Linked DNA regions of Homo sapiens: region 2 is linked to region 1. Evidence: chromatin loops called from intact Hi-C (ENCODE). Cell type or tissue: PC-9. All regions are shown on one strand. Each heading gives the region's core, and the rest is flanking DNA. Links, peaks and the distances in the headings are about the cores only. Region 1 overlaps LINC01140 (long intergenic non-protein coding RNA 1140). Region 2 overlaps LINC02801 (long intergenic non-protein coding RNA 2801).

Evidence for each region. Hi-C counts contacts between places; a loop is a spot of excess contacts. Peaks named below come from ENCODE experiments on the same cell type or tissue, not always from the same donor. Only the 100,000 strongest peaks of a DNase experiment are listed, where the experiment ranks them.
Region 2: a loop joins it to region 1, with 5 times the contacts of the local background. A loop is called at or near these places in 2 of 110 quality-filtered maps.

Annotation. Positions count from the first base shown.
Region 1 is chr1:87,138,738-87,144,119 of GRCh38, reverse strand. The region is part of intron 2 of LINC01140 (long intergenic non-protein coding RNA 1140); the gene reads right to left. Among named protein-coding and RNA genes, the nearest start is that of LINC01140, 12 kb to the right of the region's middle. In PC-9, for the core only: no CTCF peak of the experiment used is centred there; DNase peaks (open chromatin) are centred at 2,789 and 3,099; H3K27ac peaks cover 2,297 bases.
Region 2 is chr1:87,240,680-87,246,061 of GRCh38, reverse strand. It overlaps LINC02801 (long intergenic non-protein coding RNA 2801), which reads right to left. Exons shown (of 4, transcript NR_167752.1): 3 at 2,425-2,447. Among named protein-coding and RNA genes, the nearest start is that of LINC02801, 31 kb to the right of the region's middle. In PC-9, for the core only: no CTCF peak of the experiment used is centred there; a DNase peak (open chromatin) is centred at 3,131.

The DNA.
Region 1 (5,382 bases), core at 101-5,100:
ATAAATTTCTGAATGCACCCATGCAAGAATGCAAAAATGCAAAGCTAATTCCCTGGGCTATGTGGATTGGTTGCTGATACTTTGTAACTAACAGAAAATTTTCTAACCTTTGAATACTGTAGGTAATTGTTCTGAGTTGCTCTCCTCTTTACTTAAGAATAGAGGAAATGAGAGGCACCATTGCAAAGTGGTTAAGAGCACAGAGAGCAAAGCCAGAGTGCGTGGATTTGAAACCTGGTTCTACCACTTACCAAAATGTGACCTTATGTTACTTCAATAGAAATAATAAAGTACCTACCTCAGGTGGGTCTTATGGAGATTAAATGAGTTAACAGATGAAATGTGCGTAGTGCCTAATATTACATAGTGTTAGCTACTATTATTATCATCACCATCACCATCATCGTCATCATCATCCTGAATTGTGAATAAGGATATGATACAAAGACCTGAGAGTGAAAACAGATGTGTGGTTGTAGGAAAATATTTTGTCACCAATACAGAGACATCATGGATGGCTAAAAGGCAGCATTCAATATAACCATGTTGTTGTGTTATGACAGTTTAGCTGTCATCAATATACTGTTGGAATGTTTTAGGTTCATGCAGTTTAGGCCACACTTGAGGGCAGGGAGTTATGGGAGGAAGGTTTGCAGAAGAGTGTCTACTTTGTACAGTGTAAATGCTGCTATGCCCACCAGCTCCCACCACAAGCCCTGCACTCCAATGAGGTGGGCACACATCTGTGGCCCAGCACCACCCCGAGTCCTGCTGTGGCCAGAAGACCACTCTTCCCTCCTTGCCATCTTCTCCTGACACAGATTTTCTCATCACATTTTAGTTCAAGGACCCTCCAGAAACCTAAGGCACCATTCTGTTCTCTGATGCTGTGTCTTCAAAGTCATGGGCAGTGCAGAAGCCCAGCTGCCAGGACACCAGCTGTCCCCTCCCTGGGCCTCGCTGTGGCTGAACTGCAGGTCCCCTAGGATGTCCAGAAAGGTAGCAAACTGGGCTTCCCCCAAGTTGCTGAGCCACCAGCAGCTGGAAGCAGGGGAGCAGCTTCACCCGCTGTGTGAGGAGGGCGGCAGGACCCAGCTCTGAGAAGATGTAGAACACACTGTAGCTTCAGGAAAAGGAATCTTAAGTCCCAGAGCAATTAAAGAACAGGGATCGAATTGAAGCAAGAAATGAGGAAAGCTTTACATCTCCTGTTTCTTACTCTATTTCACCACAATGGCTTTTCCCCTCCACAGCCCAAAGCTGTGAAGCGATTTGAAATCACTACATTTAGCCACAGATGATTGATTTTAAAATTATTCATGAGTAGCCATCTCACCACTATCTACCTACCTCAAGATTAGATGCTGCCACTATCTTACAATTCTCTTATAAGGGGTTGAAATCAAAATCTCCTCATGAATGGAATTTATCTCACCAGCGGTGAATATACACTGTGATTTGTTATCATGGAGTTCTTTATCCTATTTGCTGAAGCTACCTTAAGTTTATAACATGCATTAATTTTTATATTGCAAATTCTGCATAATGCAGAAAAAAGAATTACAACAGCACCTGCCATAGTTCTATTGAATCAGTACTTTATATATTGCATGTATTACATAGCATGACCTTTTGATGTTTAATACCCAACCCTACCCCTGCCCCACCTTACACACACATACCAGCTAAAATGGTTCTCTGAAGTTACCTCATGAGTCAAATTTGCTCAAGATTCATGGCGCTTACCTGAAGCACTGGGGTGCCTATTTAAATAATTTTAAGAAGAGGTCAATATTATGAATACTATCTCCTTGAAGTAGCCACACTATGGCATCAGGATTGCAACATGAATGCTGACACTTGTGCCTGGCAGCCCACAGAAGTTAGGGAACTTGACACCAGGAAGTGTCCCAGAAAGGACCCAGGACATGGTCCACCGGGATCCTCACTCAACAGAGGAACATGGAAAGCACCACTCCCTCATTTGTCTAATCATATACTCATTGCCTGACCCTGGGTGGGTGGAGTCCTTCCATGTAACATACAATTTTTAATTTTAAGGGCCGATATCCATCTTTAAATTAGCTAAGTAATGATACAACGACTGAAATCAAAATTCATCGTGGCCTTCCCATGAATGGCCTCACACCATTTGGTGAGAGAGGTAAAGAAAGGGTGGAAAGCTGGGTGCTGGGTTTGCAATGACGCTTCCCTGGAATACAAGACAGGCTCAAACCTCTTGAAGCCAGTCGGAGTCCAAGGTAAACTGCTTCACAAACACTCAGCCAATAATAAAATGTTTTGAAAAGCACTTAAGCTTAATAGGTTGAGGTGTTAACTCAGTGGAAGCTTCTGTTACTATGGAGAGAGACTGCGAGAGCAGAGCAATGCCACGGGGTGGGAAAAGGAACGCCATTCGAAGGAGTCATGCCACACACAGCAGACATACAATTAGGCCTCCTGTATGCGATGGGCAGCCACATGGGGCCCAGGATGATGACGCTGGTCCAGGGGAGTACTGATTGGTATGGGTATGGTCTTCAGATCCCTCAATGCACTTGGTTTGAATCTTCCTCTTGATCCACCACTCTCCCCAGGCCTACTGTAGAGCAGACCTTCTAAGACCAACTCCTCCACTTATTCTTCCACCCTCTCTTGGCCATCAGCTCAGAAGCCAAGGGCCATCCCCAGGCATTCCAGAGTGAATAGACTGGAGTGTGCTCTACACCTCTGGTATTACAGGTTTTCATGTTACATTCCTGCAGACTCTCTGACACATGACAGGCCACAGAGGTATCATCAGGTCCAGGAATTTGTGCTGCAAGAATAATGATTTTAGTTCTCCATGACTACTAACTCAGTGGTCTTGATTAGTCTTATTGTAATGTTGTTTCCTATCAAGTGAAACATTGTCTTTAAAAGGATTTCAGTCTCCACACTTCCTTCACACAATGAATGCTCATGCCCTAGCACCCGGAGCCATCTGGCAGCCATTCTAGTTCCCTGGGGCTGTGCACCAAGGAAGAAAACTGGTTCATCCTAACACCATTCAACACATGCATTACTGATGGTCTTCTATGGTGTAAGCCATTGGGAGGGGCTGAGTTGCCAGTGAATGCCTTTCTGACCTGTACAGTTGAGTCATCTGATCAGCATTCAGAACCATTGCTGTTGGCACGACAACAATGTAACACCTAGAAATTTATTCTTTATCAGGGGTATCCAGTCTCCTAGCCTGAGATTTATAAGATTCATTGAAAGAGATAATATATTTTTTAAATGAAAGAGCAAAACAACATAATTACATATCTACAGAATAAACTGACCTCTGCCAACCCAGGTGGAGATGAAGAGTACAGGGTTTGATTCCTCTAATTACACACAGCTTTTGGATAGGGGTGGATGAAAGGACACTTTATTATTCTCCCTCTAGTCATAGCGCTCTGTTGAAGCTAATCAAACTCTAATTCATTAGAAACTGGGACAAGAAACAGAAAATATAAATAAATAATTGCTTCCACTGGCCCTTAAAGCCCGAGCGAAACTTCTGATTAAATCTGGCACCTGGGCCCTGCTAGAATGTGCACTCCATGAGAGCGGAAGGCTTGCCTGGCTTGTTCAGCACCTAGACGAATGCCCAGCACCTTGTGCTCCCCTCATAAGTACTTGCTGAGTGAAGCAATGAATAAATAAATGAATGAACAAACAAACAAGGCAGACTCATCCAGAGCAGCAGAGGAGTCATGGTAGATTGAATGTGCCATCAAAATCAAATGCCTTGGGCTGATCCCAAGTCTTCTGACCAGAGGAGTTTGAGTGAATTACCTCACTTATTTCAGCTATTTCCCCCCAATAAGATGGAAGTAACAATAATATGTTTTGCAGATTAAGTGATAAAATTTATGTAAAAGTGATAAAATTATGTAAAAGTATTTCATAAAGTACCAGTTACCCATATGAGAACCCTGTAAGTGACCCTGTATCCCACGGCCTCACTCACCCCTGCTACGTCCTGTTTGCCTCTTAATCCTACAGCTTCTACCTCCTAATATCTCCCTCCATTGCTTCCTCTCCATTCTCACCACCAGTATCTTCACTGTGGTTCTCAGCACTCATTACCAGATAGCTCCAGCCCCTTCCTGGTGAGTTCCCTGCCTTAAGCCTAGCTCTGCTACAGTTGCCTTGCTGCCAATGGGCTTCATGAAGGGTGAGTGATTCCTGTAGTCACAAAGCACAGGGATCCATGCTCAGAAGGGCCCATGCTTGAGGGCACATGCTCTCTGGTTGCCATCTTGAAATTCTTAATGATTTACCATTTTGGAAGTGAAGTCCATGGCACATGAACATGGGCCGGGGGCTTAGGGTCTTGGCTCTCATGTGCAGCATCTCTTACCACCTCCCTGCCTCCCAGGACAGGTACTCGGCTACCCATTTCACTGCCCCTGGCACCTTGGGCCCTGCCCAACCTCCCCCACAACCTGTCCCAGTGACACTGTCCACTCCACTTCAGTGGAGGGTTGGGCGCAGGGTGGAGAGGGGCAGGGTTGGTGAGCGTGCTTCACAGTATCTTGCAAGGGGTGTGGCAGTGGCCATCCTCACCCCAGGCTGTCAGCGCTACCATGCACTTAGCAGGCAACTTGGTACAGGAAGCCTCAGGCTCAACCTTAACCAAGATGCCCAGTACATCTTGACAGGGAAGTTGCAATACCCTTGAGGGTTACCTGCTTGCCAAGGGTGACAGCACCAGGCCTCCGGGAAGGAGAGACACCTGGCTGCATCTTCCTACCCCTAGCTGAAGCATGACACATCAGTCCCATGGCTATGGAGAGGAGGAGCCAGCTGCCAGTGGACCACATGTGTCCCAAGTGTTAGGGAGGGCTCCAGCTCCCGTGAAAGTCTGTACTTGTCCCACAAGTGTCCTGCCATGAGGACCAGAGGGATGTGACATTAAAGAGGATACAAAAATGCCACGACAGATTGAGAGGCTGCAGAATGAAGGGAAACGCTCTGTATTCTAATGCCTTTAACAGCACCTTTTTTCCTGGTTTTTGAATAAATGGCCCCACATTTTCATTTTGCACAGGGACCCCAGGATCCAGTCCTAGCTGTAAACATGACCCTTCTAAATTCTGACCCTGACACACTGCTTACCTGTGACACTCCTTCAGTGCTTTCCCCTTTCCTCTAACTCAGAGCAGAAAGTTCGAGCCTCCTGGCTAGGCCCCCATGTCTGGCACTTGCTGATTTCCTCAGCCCCATCCCCTTCTGCTCACCCACACTCACCCTCCGCCTTGGCCATCTTGAAGCATTAGCAGCTTTTTGAACATGTCTTGCTGCTTTACGTCACTGCTCGTCACGTATTCTTCCCTCTGTTACCATTGT
Region 2 (5,382 bases), core at 104-5,103, 100 kb before region 1:
TTGTCTAATACTTAGGCTCTTATTCACTGTGCCTCTGTATTAGTAAGGTAGGCTAAATTCTGTAATTAGCATTCCTCAAATCTCAACAGCTTAACACAAAAAAATTGGTTATTGCTTATTTCACTGCCAAGTGCAGGTCTTACTCTACAAACTCTTTGCTCATTTAGAGATCTACACTCTTTCTCTCCTCTGGGTCCACTATACTCCAAATCTACAGAGTCCTCTCCATTCAACCAGTGAATATAGGAGGAGAGACCATGGAGGGTTGCATAGGGTGATTTTGTGGGCCAGGCCTGGAAATGGTACACATTGCTTCTGGCAACATCTATTGGCCAGAACTCATTGACATGATGCCACCTAGTCACAAAAAACGCTTGGAGGTATAGTCTGGGTATGAGCCTAAAAGGCAAAGCGATAGGACTTGGCGGACACATAGTATTCTTTGCCACCATTCCATACTCATAACCTAAAAGACGTACACATATGTCATCTTTTTCACCTTTTTTACTCCAGAGGAATCAGATTTTCCTTCCACTAAATATGAAGATCAAAATTCAAAACATTGGTCTGATAATACAGTGGTAAAGATAACAGACACATCCAGAAAACTTTTTAGATTTGGCTTCATGGTACTCTACATCTTGCTATGAGTTGTCTATCATTCATTTTAGTTTCATACCTGGGTGTCAGCAGCTAAAGTCCATGGCTAGCATGTGCCCTGGACTGTCTATAGGAAGAAAGTAAGCCATGGCTTACTCTAGTTGCTTAGGTGAAATCATAATGTGACCTGCCTTAGTGTTGTGTCTATGGTTTGGATGTTGGAGTTCCTGTGGGAAGAGAAATCCAACACATGATTGTTTTGCTATAGTCTTAGAGAGGACCTAATTGCCTGGGCTTAAGCCATTCAGAAAACTGAGAATAATAATAATCATGATCATCATCTCATAACTTAGAAGTTACCATGTCATACTGAGATTTGTTTCCCCAGGGCTGGCAGGCACTAGACAAGTGTTTATGGATTTGATCTGACCAATATGTTTCTTTTAATGGTAATTATAGGAAGATGGGCTTAGAAAATATATTTTTGGCTGGAATGAGGACTTAACGTTGCTGTTGTTGTTGTTGTTGTTGTTTTAACCATAGATGTCTTGGAATAATGTTATACTTGATAAATGCAAAAATGGAATAAACAACTATCCACCTAGTGAAGGTTGGTATGTGTTCCTGACTTAAGATGAGGTTAACTGACATTACAGCTGTGCTTTCAGGTGTCCTTCAGGGTTTGATGGAGGAACTGCAGAAACCATGGCTCATGGGAGGTAGAGCAGGGGCACAAGAGGGCACAGGTCCCCTATTGTGAATTCAACGAGAGTAGCTCGGTCTCGATCTCTTGTACCATGTAAAATGTGAAGAAAGGATGATAAAGACATTGGGAAGCCACTGGAGTAAACCAATGGATTTGTTTGGATATCATATGTGATGTAGTTAATCCTACATCATTCTCTCCATGCCTAAGAAAGGAAAAACTGGTGAGGTGATAGCAGGCAACTCAGAGTCTATCTTCCTCAAAGGCAATTTGGAGAGTGGAAAAAGCTTGGGCTTTGGAGGCAGACAAGCCTGAGGTCAAAGCATGGATCTTATTAGGTCTGCACAGCAAAACACTGCCCTTGCGGGATACCTGTGAACAATAGGAAAGGCCACAGGCTTAAAAGAAGGACAACATATTGTAGTGATTAAGAGTAGGGCTTGGGAGTTGGACTGCCTGATTCAAGACTGCCATTTACTAGCTTAGTAACCTTGGGCAAGTTAATTAATTTCACTAATCCTCAATCTCCACATCTGTAAAATGGGTTTATTAATAGTATTCATGTCATAAGCTTGTTATAAGACTTAAATGAATCTATGTCTGCAAAGCACTTAGCACTGCTGGACACATAGTAAGTGTACAGTGACGACAATTGTTACAAATAATTATTAGTTCTAAGCACAGACCCAGACACACAGAAGACATTTAATAAATTATGGCTATAATAACTTTCATCCAAGATCTCCTCTCAGAAAAAGAAAATACTAAAGTGAAGAAGGAACAGGAAGGGGTGATGTGTTAGTAAAACAGAATGAAAGAGTGAGTTTCTTAAAGTATTGAATATGAGTAGAAAAACTGCATGAGTAGCAAAGAAAAAGATTAGGGGATGTATATGGGCTTGGGAACCATGGTAGTGACCAGATAGACAAACATGGGGCCAATTTCATGCTCAGAGATAAGGCATTACCGTGAAAGAAGAAAAGCTAAACAGTCTGGCATGACTCAGTAGGCCTCATTCCAAAAGCAAGGCACTATCTTCAGACAGGCTCCAATAAAATGTACATGGAACACAGAAGCCAGCTAACACAGATCATTTTCTCAACTTTCCAAACCCATACCTTATGTCCTGTGGGGTGGCCATCTTGCTCAGGGCCAGATTCAGGCAGGCAGTGGGACAAAGAAAGCCAAGAGAGATGTTTAGAATGAAGAATGGGGGTAACTCTCCAGCTCCCACATATCATTAGCAGGCAAATGTGTGGTGCCCAGTCGTGCAAGGCTTTGCATTAAATAAAAGACAAAGGGAATTGTCTATATGTAGCTCCTGCCCTCATGCACCTCAGGATCCAATATCCATCAGAGACTCCTTTTCCTAGGTGGCCCACCAGGCAATAAGATCAGATGGCAACTTTGCAAACTCATGTTTTATCTTCTTAATATAAAAGCTGATTCCCTCAAATTATCCATTAGAGGCAAAAGAAGAAGAAAAACATCACCCAACAGTAACTCTTAAAATCCAAACTGATTAATTTCTCAAATGAATAATTTAGATCTGAGACATGAAATCATTTGGAAAACAGCTTCTACTTTAAGTGATTTCATTCTACACCTTTCAACACCAATGGACGCCACTATTTCACAAAACTTAATGCTGGTCTTATCTGCAAAATGACTTCCAGTATAACCAGTCAAAGGGAGAAAGCAGTGCCTAACGGCAGGGCAGGATTCCCTTCCAATTCTGAAGAGGAAAGGGCAGGACAAGGGTGAGCTGTAGCCAGGTCAGTCCCGTCCACTTAAGCAAATAGCTCCTTCCGGATGAATGGCCAGGAATTGAGATAATAATCTGCAAATGTTATCTGGAAACTAGATGGATGACCGATCCCCAAAATACTTGAATACAATAGAATAAATCTCCCAACAAAGACACAGTGTTATGTTTAATCTGTCTTTAATGATCAAGGGCATCATATTACACATAAATTGTCATTATATGGTAGTTGTGTGGAAGTACATGTCAATAATAGGCACGTTAGATATACATATAGCACAGAGGTTCAAATCCTACTCCATAGGTTTAAATCCTGTTTCCACCATTTACCAACTGTGTGACCTTGACTCATCTTTGTGCCTCAGTTTACAAATCTATAAAATGGGAATAATATTGCTTATCTCATAGAGTTTGACAAAGACTCTCTCCTTTGACTGAAACTTTAGTCAGGCTCCTCTGAGTCCTCAGCTTGACTGGGCCTGAACTTGGGCTTCCCTCTCTGTGTTTGTAGAATCCATTTTGAACAAGAATCCTACTAACAAAAATCCTCGGCCAGCCGCTGTGGCTCATTCCTGTAATCCCAGCACTTTGGGAGGCTGAGGCGGGCAGATCACCTGAGGTCAGGAGTTTGAGACCAGCCTGGTCAATATGGTGAACTGTCTCTACTAAAATTACGAAAATTAGCCGGGCATGGTGGTGGGCGCCTGTAATCCCAGCTACTCAGGAAGCTGAGGCAGGAGAATCGCTTAAACCCAGGAAGTGGAGGTTGCAGTGAGCCCAGATCGCGCTGTTGCATTCCAGCCCGGGCAACAAGAGCAAAACCCTGTCAAAAAAAAAAAAAAGGAAAAATCCTCTGCCCTTGGTATCCGATCACCCTGGCCTGCCTTCAACAATAATCCCATCAAGTTGGTTTAGCCAGAAACCCCCTTGTTCTCAAGGTTCACTCTTAGTAATTTTCTATCCACTGACCCCCACCCTACTCCATGGTTGTAAACCCCTTGTCCTTGTTTTTGTTTTTGTTTTCCAGACAGAGTCTTGTTCTGTCACCCAGGCTGGAGTGCAGTGGTGCAATCTCAGCTCACTGCAACTTCTGCCTCCCATGCTCAAGCAATTCTTCTGCCTCAGCCTCCCGAGTAGCTGGGATTACAGATGTGCGCCACCATGCTTGGCTAATTTTTTTTGTATTTTTAGTAGAGACAGGGTTTCACCGTGTTGGCCAGGCTGGTCTCAAACTCCGGACTTCAAGTGATCTGCCTGCCTCGGCCTCCTAAAGTGAAGAAAAGTTTTTATATGAGCTGCTGTGAGTTACTTCTCTAAGACTCAGAATCTAGAATCCAGCAGACTTGGTCTCAAGTTCCAGTTATGCCCATTATGAGCTGTGTGGCCTTGGGCAAGACGCACAACCTTATTAAGTCTCAGTTTTCTCATCTGTAAAGTAGGGATAATAGTAATAACTATTCAGAAAGAATTTGTGAGGATTAAATGAATTTATGTACTACAGACACTCAGCATAGTCAACACCATTATTAATATTAATACCATTAGAGTAACAAATCTCTCTGGCTTCAGGATCCTTTTCTCTAAAATAAAAAGAGTTAAATTATCTCTAAGATCCCTCTCAGGACTAACATTTTAAAAATTTCTGAATCTATTGCCACTTTACAGATGTAAAAACTGAGTCACATTTCACAAATAACAAAAGCCATGGTTTCCCAGACCATTACCCTCCTAAGTAGACCCTAAATACTTTATTCTGTTTTAATTTACAGGCCTACCAAAAGCCCGGGCCTTTTGAATATTCAGCTGGAATGTTAATTATGGGAAATTCCAGAATCCGTGGCTTAGAGACAAGTTCTCATTTACTCTGTTCCCTGGCACTGGGATCCCTCCTGCCTTGCCTTCAGAACACCAACTTACTTTCCAAAGCCCACGCAACCAAAGCCAGATGGCAGTGCCACTCGGTCCCTGCTGCCCCAGGCCTCCATCCCTGCCAGCCCTCAGAGCTCCATCCACTGGCCTGGGTCTCCCGTTCTTACCCCTCCTCTACTTGCCCAGGTCTCAAAGGTGGCCCTAAAGAAAGGCTTCCTTTATACCACTTCCAGAAACACATTCTAAGCCTTTTTCTGGGCCTGAGTCACAACGAACCAGGAAGAACCACAGGTTCACTTGTTCCTTATCAGATTTAAACACCATCCACTTATTGGAAAGAAATCATTTCTTTAGTTACGGAGCTTTTGCTTTTCCTTTGCTTGTTTTACTGGTGATGGTGGCATTTTGCACACCGTAAAGGGCCATTTCACCAGCTGACTCA